Linked DNA regions of Homo sapiens: region 2 is linked to region 1. A link is an interaction called in ENCODE POLR2A ChIA-PET data of the cell type or tissue named here. Cell type or tissue: endothelial cell of umbilical vein. All regions are shown on one strand. Each heading gives the region's core, and the rest is flanking DNA. Links, peaks and the distances in the headings are about the cores only. Region 1 has its middle 120 kb from the start of MIR610. Region 2 overlaps KIF18A (kinesin family member 18A).

Region 1 (5,389 bases), core at 203-5,202:
ATTGATTCATGTAGCAAAAAGGACAAGGCAGGTTAATACAAAGAGCATAGCAGTTAACATCCCCTGGTGCCAAACCCATTCTTAGCTAAAAGGGACCTTACTGAATGGGGCATCTAACCCCTTAAATCTTAGCAAGGACTCTAACCTTTCTAAGTTGGGCTTCCAACCCAGGTTTGGTCAGGCATCATTGTCTTTTATTAAGAGGGGCCTCTAATCCTGTCTGTTTTAGGAGGGACTCTAACTCCTCTAAGTTGGGCCTCTAACCCAACCCCTTTTACCCCAGTAAATGCACCCCACTTACCCAAAGTCAGCCAATCTGTGTGTGCAGATGATTTTCCTTTGGATCGGGGGTTTCTTCAGTTTTATCTCTTTGGGGTTCATGAGAAAGATGATACAGAAAGGGGTCCCAATCCAGATCCCAAGGGAGGGTTCTTGGCTTTCATACAAGAAAGTATTTGAGGTGAATCCATAAAGTGAAGCCAAGTTTATTAGGAAAGTAGGGGGATAAAAGAATAGGCAGAGCAGCCCTGAGGGCTGTTGGTTGCCCATTTCTATGGTTATTTCTTGATAATATGCTAAACAAGTGGTGGATTATTCATGTCTCCCTTTTTTAGACAATATAGGTTAACTTCCTGATGTTGCCATGGCATTTGTAAACTGTGGGAGCGCTGGTGGGAGTGTAGCAGTGAGGATGACCAGAGGTCACTCTCATTACCATTTTGCTTTTGGTGGGTTTTAGATGGCTTCTTTACTGCAACTTCTTTTGTCAGCAAGGTCTTTATGATCTGTATCTTGTGTCAACTTCCTATCTCATCCTGTGACTTAGAATGCCTAACCATTTGGGAATTCAGTCCTGTAGGTCTTTGCCTTGCTTTACTCAGCTTCTATTCAAGATGGAGTTGCTCTGGTTTAAACACCTCTGACAGTCCTATGTGATATTGGGTTGAGACTCCTCAAACCAGCTGTTCTATATAATTGTTTGTTGGGGGTTGGGGATATTTAGAAAATACTGATTCCTGAGACTTACAGCTGGATAATCCAATTTAGTAGTCATTAGGTGGAACCCAGAATGGATCTCATTCATTGTCTAAATCCCAGAATATCACCTGGTACTTAGTATAACATGCATTAAGTATTTGTTGAAAAAATTAATAAATGAATAAATAAAATGAATGCTTCCTTTCTCTAATAAGTTGGAAATTATTTAAAGACCCGTTCAGTGCCCTGTCCATTTTTATAGTCACTAAAATACTTTCTATAGTTCATTCATTTAAAAAAAATGTATTGAAGGTCTATTATGTGCCAGCCATCTAAGTTCTATAGTAGCAAACAAATCTAATATGGTATTAAACAAAAAATTCTAATGAGGAAATAAGCAATAACTAATTTTTACATATATGTATTTATATTAATACATGACGTTACACAGCAATAGCTCCTTCAATATTGTGAGCACATGTGTGGCTTTTGTATGAATTACAAGAGGAGCCCCATCTCCCAGAAGGATCGTCTCCCTGAAGGATCTTCTACCTAAATTTGTAATTGTGGTGTAACAACAAGTTCTGTGGAATGGCTTCACTGGAGGCCTTAGAACGGTCCCTGAATTTTGTGCCCTTCAATAGTGACTAAAATGCCTTTATAAAACTTTAAATCAGAAGACCATGATGGCAAGCCTTAGAATCCAGAAGCTGTCTTGGAAAATACTCTGTATCTCAAATTAAGCAGTAAGAGCCTTTACTGAGGCCGTCTTTAGAAACAGGATCTCCTCAGGCCCATTTATAGCTCTGAGCCATTCTGCTTCCTACTAAGGGAACTTCTAGGGACAAGGCCACCACTTTCAGCCAAACACTCATGGTCAAAGCACGGTCATTGGCTCCCCAGGAATGTTTCCCTCTCCCCTTCTTTGGCTCTGCTTTAGCATACAAATACTGCTCCAGCATCTCTGTTTTCTGTGGCGCCAGGAAGACTGAGTCCCGTGACTGCAGGGGCTGGTAGGATGAGCACTGCAGGCTGCACGAGGTCGGCCAGGGCCCATTAACCTCCTATTCAAGCTCATTGTTTTACAAGTGATCATCGCCACTTCGCTGCCCAGTCAGAAGCAAGTAGCAGCTTTACGGCCTACTTAAAGAAAATGGCTCAGCACTTAGGCATTTTCTGGTGCCACAGGGTTCAAAGTGAAATTAATTTCCATTACCGCCTATAATAAATCACCTCACCCAACACATGTATGAAATTCCATTCAGTAGACTCAAGTCATTCTGGGGCCACACAGAAGAGCATGCACACTTCAGCTTGCGCGTAATTTCTCTGCTTGGATAGAGCTGATGGGGCCCTGCAAACGATTAGGTTCCAAGAGAGCTGATGGGATGTGAAGCAGTCCTAAAACACACAGATAGGAACCCTGCCTGAGGATACTGGGTTTAGTTAGAGGAGAAGGGGGAGTTCTTTCTTTCTTGGAACACTTTTTGGTGGCCCTTTCCCTCTCTCTCTCTCTGTCCTCTCTGGGGCCTTATCACAGTCATAGATACACAGACGCTTGTGGTAGGGACAGTAGAAGCCCCTCTGATGTCAGAATCTGGATCTGGTTGGAAACTCTTGGAGGTCTTTTGTGGGGAATGTGTGTGGCTAGTCATTCTGAGTCTCAATCATTTTATGAAAGAAACTGCGGAATGATTGTAAGTCCCTCATACAGCCAGAGAATGAAGAAAGTAAATAGCAAGGTACGGCATCACTGAGACAAATCCACAGAAGCCGGAAGGATGGTGAATATGACTCACATTCAGCGAATCATGCCTCAGGAATTTAAGCTACAGAGGCCCAGAATCTTCGAGCTGGAAGAGATCTTACAGCGTGTTGAGTCCAATCCCCATGGGCTAGAGATAGGAAATGAGGAAAACAGAGACATGAGATTATAATAGTAATCGCTACTGTTTATTAGGCCCCCATTCTGTGCCTTCAAGGTACTAATTTGTAACATTTGTATTGATTAAGCCCCATGGCAATTCTAGGAAATTGTCTTTTTTATGTTTTTAAACAGATTTATATTTACAGAGAAATGGAGAAGATAGTGCAGAAAGTTTCCATATACTCCATAACCAGTTTATCTTATTATTAATAGTTCACATTGGTGTAGTACTTTTATTATAATATATGAACCACTATTGTTACCTTATTATTAACTAAAGTTCATGCTTCATTCCAATGATTTCCTTAGCTTTTACCTAATGTCCTTTTTCTATGTCAGGAGCTCATCCAGGTTACCACATTACATTTAGTTGTCATGTTTACCTAAGCTCTTCTGTGACAGTTTCTCAGACTTTCCTTGTTTTTGATAACCTTGACAGTTTTGAAGAGCTCCAATTAGGTATTTTTTTAGAATGCCACTTTATTGGAATTTGTCTGATCTTCTTCTCCATGATTGGACTGGGGTTACAGGCTTTTGGAAGGTGAGGTAGGTATTTTTATCCTCCTTTGCAAATGAGAAAACAAACACTTAGTGAAATAAGGAGAATTAAGTCATGTCACTAATATAAGTAATGAAGTCAGGTTTGGAACCCAAGTCTTTCTGAATCTAGAGATCAAGTTCTTAACCATCACATTGCTTTCCTGTAGCCCTATTAGTTGAAAGCCCAACGAGGACTTAAATCTGAAATCCAATTTGGTGTTCTTTCACAGAGACGGATGGTTGCAGCAATAGGTAGGTAGGTAAGTAGGTAGATAGGTAAGTAGATGGATAGATTGATGATAGACTCTTTATAAATGTCTCACGATGACATGTGTAACACAGTCTTACCATAAACACTCAAGCACCATAGACATATATGAGATGATAGTGCCTTGTAAGCACTCTACAATAATTGTTACTGTTAGGTGTAGAGCCGTCCAATTTTTCTATGCTTATGCCATGCATAATTTTTGTTGGCATGCATAATTATGCCAACATAATTTTTAATGGAAGTGTATTATACATACTGTTCTGCAAGGTTTTTTCTTAATAATATATCACACAATTTTATGAACTATACATTTGAGTTTGACTTCGAACTTTCTGTGTACTCTTAGTTAACTGATTCCTTATAAATGGACATCAGGTATCTCAATTTACTGCTGGTGCTCTTTCCCTTAACATGGTGGACCTAAAAATTCAGCAATCATGAGTATCATTTGGGGAGTGCATTAAACTACTGGCTAGGTGCAGTGGCTCACGCCTGTAATCCCAACACTTTGAGAGGCTGAGCCAGGGGGATCACCTGAGGTCAGAAGTTAGAAACAAGCCTGACCAACATGACAAAACCCCTTCTCTATTAAACACACACACACACACACACACAAAAATTAGCCGGGCATGGTAGCAGGGGCCTGTAATCCCAGCTATTTGGGAGGCTGAGGCACGAGAATCACTTGAACCCAGGAGGCAGAGGTTGCAGTGAGCCGAGATCGCGCCACTGCAATCCAGCCTGGGTGACAGAGCAAGACTCTGTCTCAAAAGCAAACAAACAAACAACAACAACAACAAAACCCAAAACATATTCTTAGCTACCAAGGATTTTAGAATTTGTCTGATCTATAGATTCTTATTGAAAAGGTTTGTCAGAATTTAGATTTTTTTTTTTTATGAACACATATTTTTTTTCTCTAGGGGAGTAGAGATGGTAGTGATTTTGGGACCATACTAATTTGGAAACAAAGTCTAGTCTTCCTCTTTGTATCTTGCCAGTATAAGTCCTTCCTTCATTTGGATAGAAGTAATCCATTCTGACATACAAACTTCAGAAACTCCAACTGGCTCCAGTGAAACACATCTGCATATGTGATTTTGACAAATAAATGCTCGGAATGGACTTGCTTTACTGGCAAAACAGGTATTACAGTATATGCTGGGGGCAAATTAGGATGGGTCTCATTTGTACCCTCCAACAGTCTGAGGGATAAGCAGATCAGGTATCTTGTACCATTTTATTAATGAACAAAGTGCTTGAGTCTTAGAGGGGCTTGTGAAGATCACACTAGCTTGAGTGATCAACTCACAGCAACCAGGCCAGTGCTGCCAAGACTTTCACTTATTGCAGAAGGCATTTTCCCCATGGTGGGAAGTCCATCCGTTGGTAACTTCAACCTTCCATCTTGAAGTATTGTGGCTTAGGTGGAGGGATTTTCTTCTACCCAATTTTAGTATAAAAAACATCCCAGGGAATGGATTCTGATTGGTCCACAGTTGAAACATGCCAAAAATCTAGACCTACCTCTATAGCCAAAGGGGTTGAAACTGCAACTGGTCAGACTAGGGTCATGTGCCTAACCATGAAGTCCCATCAGAATTACAGGTAGAAAAGAGGAAGATGCAGCTCCCTAAAGCAAAAAGATGGGGACTGGACACAGTTACCAGAAG
Region 2 (5,389 bases), core at 205-5,204, 120 kb after region 1:
CACATTTGAGCCAAATGTCCCAGCACACATTTAGCTCACATAAGAAAAATGGACTCTAGTTGGGAGTGAGGGGCTAATAAACACCAGATCCCAAGAAAATTCCCCATAATGGAAAATATAGGCAGATTTGACTATATAAAAGTTAAAAGTCCAATAAATTGATCAATTATTGCTCAACATATATATAAAAAAAAGCAGCACCAAATGAACAAAGAGTTATTAGATACGAAGTGCCAAGTAAAAAACCAAGCAAACAAAAAGCCCCTCAAACCCATAACAAATAAACAAAAATTTCCACTAGTGTGAATGAGCAAAGGATACCTGACAGGGGATGAATTGGCCTCATCGATAATCTGAGAGTTACACATTTTAAAAGACTATGCAGCTGGGCGCGGTGGCTCACGCCTGTAATCCCAGCACTTTGGGAGGCCGAGGTGGATGGATCACGAGGTCAGGAGATTGAGACCATCCTGGCTAACATGGTGAAACTCTGTCTCTACTAAAAATGCAAAAAATTAGCCAGGCATGATGGCGGGCACCTGTAGTCCCAGCTTCTTTGGAGGCTGAGGCAGGAGAATGGTGTGAACCCAGGAGACGGAGCTTGCAGTGAGCAGAGATCGCGCCACTGCACTCCAGCCTGGGTGACAGAGCGAGACTCGGTCTCAAAACAAAACAAAACAAAAAAAACAAAACAAAAAAGACTATGCATTATTATTGCTGTTGTTACTATTTTTGGTTTAGGTAAAGATGAAACAGTTACTCTCATGGGTACTAAGTACAGAAAAAAATTATGAAAAGCAGTTTAACATGATGCATTAAAAAAAAAATGATATGTCCTTTAACCTGGCAAATCAGCTTCTAGGATTCTGCTATGCACGCACAAATGTGAATACACAGATGTGTTCTCTGATGTACTGTTCACTAATAGAAAAAAGGTTAATTAAATTATGGTACATCTATTCTCTGGATTCTCAAAAACAATAAAAAAATGAGGTAGATTCTTCATGTATGCACCCTAAAAATGTTCATAATAAACAAATAAAACCAATAAACATAATAAACTAAACAAAAAAGTTGCAGGTCACTATGTGTAATGTGCTAGCATTCACGTGAAACCTAACAAAAAGCTTTATGTAATACATGTGTATTACACACATACTGCAAAGATAAATATTTAACAGCATTTAATCTCTGAGATAGGGCATAAAATTGAGGTTCTGAGAAGAGTTGAAGGTGGCAGTCTACTTCTTTTCTTCTACATTGTCTGAATTTTTTTCTTAACTAAGATTATATGTTAGCTTTGCAATTAAAATGTCTCACACATACTTTTATGAGAGAAAGAGAAATATCAAGTGATTTGTCAATAGAAAAATAGTAAACTCTACACTGTTAGTTGATCTTAAGAACAGATTATTATCATAAAATATGATATGATTAATTATAATTTCCTGCCCTTAATAGAGGTTACATTTTAAAGAAGGATGGGAAGCAAAATTGTTCCATCAAAAATAGATAAAATGGGTTAGGCACAGCAGCTCATGCCTATAATCTCAGCAATTTGGGAGGCCAGGGGAGACAACTGCTTGAGCCCAGGAGTTTGAGGTCAGCCTGGGTAACAGTGATACTTTGTTTCTACAGGAAAAAAAAAAAAAAAAAAAAAAAAAGCCAGGAGTGGTGGTGCATGCCTGTAATTCCTAGCTACTTGTGGGGCTGAAGTGGAAGGATTGCTAGAGCCCAGGAGGTGGAGGCTGCAGCAAGCTTTGATTGCACCACTGGACTCCAGGCTGGGCAACAGGGTGAGACCCTGTCACCAAAAAAAAAAAAAAAAAAAAAAAAAAAAAAAAGAAAAGAGTTGTAAAATGAATTTTACTGCTAGAGTTATATAGAACATCAATGCATACTTGTTCTAGATCTTTGGAAGATACTGGTTAATTGAAATGACTATAAAGCTAATTTTCCCATTAATTTTCATAAAATAGACAAACCTATTAAAATTAACTGTTCTATAGATTGATATACAAAGGTTCTCTTTAGAAATAATGTTACTATTTACTTAAAACGAAAGTTATACTTACAACAAGGAATAGGCTGAACTGGTCCAAGTTGTGGAAAGGTCATAAGAACAGAAATCCCTGGTAGATCGTTTTGCTTTGGTTGTTCGGCAGTTTGGTCAGCCCAAACTACCACTTTTTTCCTCTCTACCAAATGTTCGATCTCTTTGAAGTCAGATTCAAAAGCAGCATTTGACAGGCCGGCTTCTTTTAATGTGCAATATTGTTTTCTTAGGGTTGGAAGTAAAGCATTCAATACTCTATATACAGAAGATGAGAAGAAAGGAGAGATAAATATGACATTTTAAACACATTATTTTAGTTCTTTTATGTAACACCCAAAGCATTAGCATATCATTAAAATAATTTCCCATGTATGAACTGAGTTCTAGTCTCAGATTGTCTTCACTTGCTTCCATATGACCTTGGACAAGGCAAAAACTGAAGTTTTTCCTCTGTAATGTGAGGGACAGATAAATAGCCACTACTTATAATAGGAGATTGCTTTGAGGGCTAAATGAGTTAAGTATATTTGTTTATTTATTTTTTAGAGACAGGGTCTCACTCTGTGGCCCAGGCTGGAGTGTAGTGGCATGATCATCTCATTGCAGCCTCGAACTCCTGGCCTCACTTGATCCTCCCACCTTAGGCTCCCAAGTTGCTGGGACCACAGATGTGTGCCACTACACTGACTAATTTTTTTATTTTTTGGTAGAGATGGGGTCTTGCTATGTTGTCCAGGTTGGTCTCAAACACTTAGCCTCAAGAGATCTTCTTGCCTCCACCTCCCAAAGTGCTGGGATTACAGGGATGAGCCACTGTCCCTAGCTAAATGAATTAAATGTACATAAAAGCTTTTTGCAAAACATAATGTGATTTCCAAACTACAGATGTTGTTACTGCTACTAATTATCATAAAATTGAAATGAAAAATTAATATACTATGTGAAATGATGAGACATATTTTAGGTATACAACATTAAAACACACACACACACACAAACACATAACAAAATAACAAAACCTACCTCTCCTTTAAGTTAAATGACCTAAAGAAATGGCTTTTGGAATGGCACTTAAAGGGATTTTAAGGAGAAAAGTTGTGGATAAGGATGGGGAGTATAAATAATCGTTAGGGCACTGGATTCACGGCTTTAACTCAAAATCTCCCTTATTAGCAACAATTACAGCAGCACCGAATGTAATTTTTTGTGTATCAGACCTCTGTGTAAGTGTTCATTGAAGAAATGTCACAGCTAAACAGTTATAAATTTATACACTCAATCAGTGGTTCCCAAATTTTCTATAAAGAAATATGTCTAACAACATGAATGATCTTGAAATGATTCAGTCCTGGAATCCTGAGTCCATCAATAGATGATGTTCCAGTTGACTCATAACATCGAGGAGAAGAGAACCATTAGAAGTATGGATAGGGTAGTGGGAAAAGACTAATCGGGCATTCACTTTCATACACAAAGAAATACCACCTTTTAACCTACAAGTCTTAAATATTTCAATAGCAGCACAAGAAATTGTGACCTTTTTCCTTTTGGTGGGGGTGGCTGGAGGGTGCTGCATTTAAGTCAAGTAGGTAACAAGTACAAGAAAAAGTTATTAATCAAAGTCATTTAAACAATTACTTATTTAGCATCTACACTAATCAGGTACTGTGCAGGAAAGTTATCATAGTAGGTCTGACACTGCTAAGAAAGGCTTGGTTATAAGGTTGATACCTGGCTGGTATTTTAAAATATGGATTTTAGGAGGGTTCCCAGCATTTCCAGAACTCATATGACAAGAGTGGCTCACTGTGCTTAAACTGTTTGCACAAACAATGTGGTTTATGCTAAAACACCTTCTCTCCTTTTGAAAAGTCTGGAATTTTGATACATCCTGGCAGAAAGTGCCTATGCAACCAGCTCCCAATAAAAACCTGGGACATGGAACTCAAAAGAGCTTCCAAAGCAGAGAACATTTCACATGTGCTGCCACAACTTTTTGCTGGAGGAATTGTGCACATTCTGTGTGATTCCACTGGAGGAAGACTCTTGAAACTCTGTGTCAGGGTTCCTGCAGACTTTGCGCCCTGTACCTTTTCCCTTTGCCGAATGTGCTTTGTAGCCTCTTGCTGAAATAAAGCACAGCTAAGAATACAACTATCTGATGAGTCCTGTGAGTCCTCCTAATGAATCACTGAACCTGAAAGTAGTCCTAGGCACCTATAACACAGGAATTATATCATGTTATTTATTTTTATGTTTAATCTTTTCAAAAACTTTATATGAAATGTATTATAATCTATTCATAACCTTTATATGAACTGTATTATAATCTATTTTTATATAAGAAAACTATAGCTTAGCAAAGCTAAATAATCAGCGTAAGGTTATATTGCTCATATAAGCTAGAATTCAAGATTGATTCCAAAACTCATCCTCTTTCTTCTATGCTACATTTCCTCTGTGATCCTCTGGTTCACCAGTTTTCTAAATTGTTGAGTTAGTCTTTTTCCCCCCATTTTAAGGTAAATGTTTATCTTAAGATAGTATATTCATCTGGGGTCTGATATAGCAAATGTAATATGGTTAAAAGAAATTATTGTTTCTTGATGACTTCAGCTCTTGTAAGTGGTTTGAGTGTTAGTAAATGAATATTCAATATCTGCTCTAGGAATAGACACAGAAAGTATAAAGAGATTAGTCTGAACTTCCATCCACATAAGAGTAACTCCCTGAAGTTTTTCATTTTTCTTTTTTAAAAAAAGCTATACTAATATGATTTCCTCTAAATCAAGATAATTATCAGTTATTTGAGCATACCAGTAGAACATGAATAGATTCTTAGAGTAGCAGAAAGCACTTAGAGAAATAAATATCCCATTTGCATGGAACATCAAAGTGATGCCTAAGGAGTTGACTGACGTATCCAATGTGACAAAAAAAAGATTAAGCCATACTTTTTATTATTATGTTTTAAAAACTAAATGACTAATGTTACTACTGAGCTAGAAGAGAGAACATAAAAGGTCTGTTATAGCATCACATAAAAATCAGGACACCTGATATTTAGCAACTTCACTGTAATGACAGCAAAAAATTCTGGAATTATGAATAATTAACAATTGCCTACTTAAAAATTCAAGTGATGTTAACAGCAATTGCTTCTAAGTGGAGAAATGGATGGCTAGAAGATAGAGGTAGAAGGCAGATTTCTTTTCAATGTGTGTAGGTACTTATGAAATTTTGTATTACATAGCATATATTAAGTAAAAGTAACATACTTTTAAAGAAAAACACTTTCAAATTTATAAACCAATGTAAAAACTTTGTTGGAAG

Evidence for each region. Peaks named below come from ENCODE experiments on the same cell type or tissue, not always from the same donor. Only the 100,000 strongest peaks of a DNase experiment are listed, where the experiment ranks them.
Region 2: POLR2A ChIA-PET joins it to region 1 with 11 read pairs; 3 of 35 experiments call an interaction of 5 or more read pairs at or near these places.

The regions. Positions count from the first base shown.
Region 1 is chr11:27,932,201-27,937,589 of GRCh38, forward strand. No RefSeq gene overlaps it. Among named protein-coding and RNA genes, the nearest start is that of MIR610, 120 kb to the right of the region's middle. RefSeq lists enhancers at 1,698-2,199, 1,874-3,073 and a silencer at 1,822-2,116. In endothelial cell of umbilical vein, for the core only: no CTCF peak of the experiment used is centred there; DNase peaks (open chromatin) are centred at 2,101 and 2,771; H3K27ac peaks cover 2,112 bases.
Region 2 is chr11:28,056,851-28,062,239 of GRCh38, forward strand. It overlaps KIF18A (kinesin family member 18A), which reads right to left. Exons shown (of 17, transcript NM_031217.4): 13 at 2,076-2,311. MIR610 (microRNA 610) reads left to right here; the gene lies at 1-60. Among named protein-coding and RNA genes, the nearest start is that of MIR610, 2.7 kb to the left of the region's middle. In endothelial cell of umbilical vein, for the core only: no CTCF peak of the experiment used is centred there; no DNase peak of the experiment used is centred there.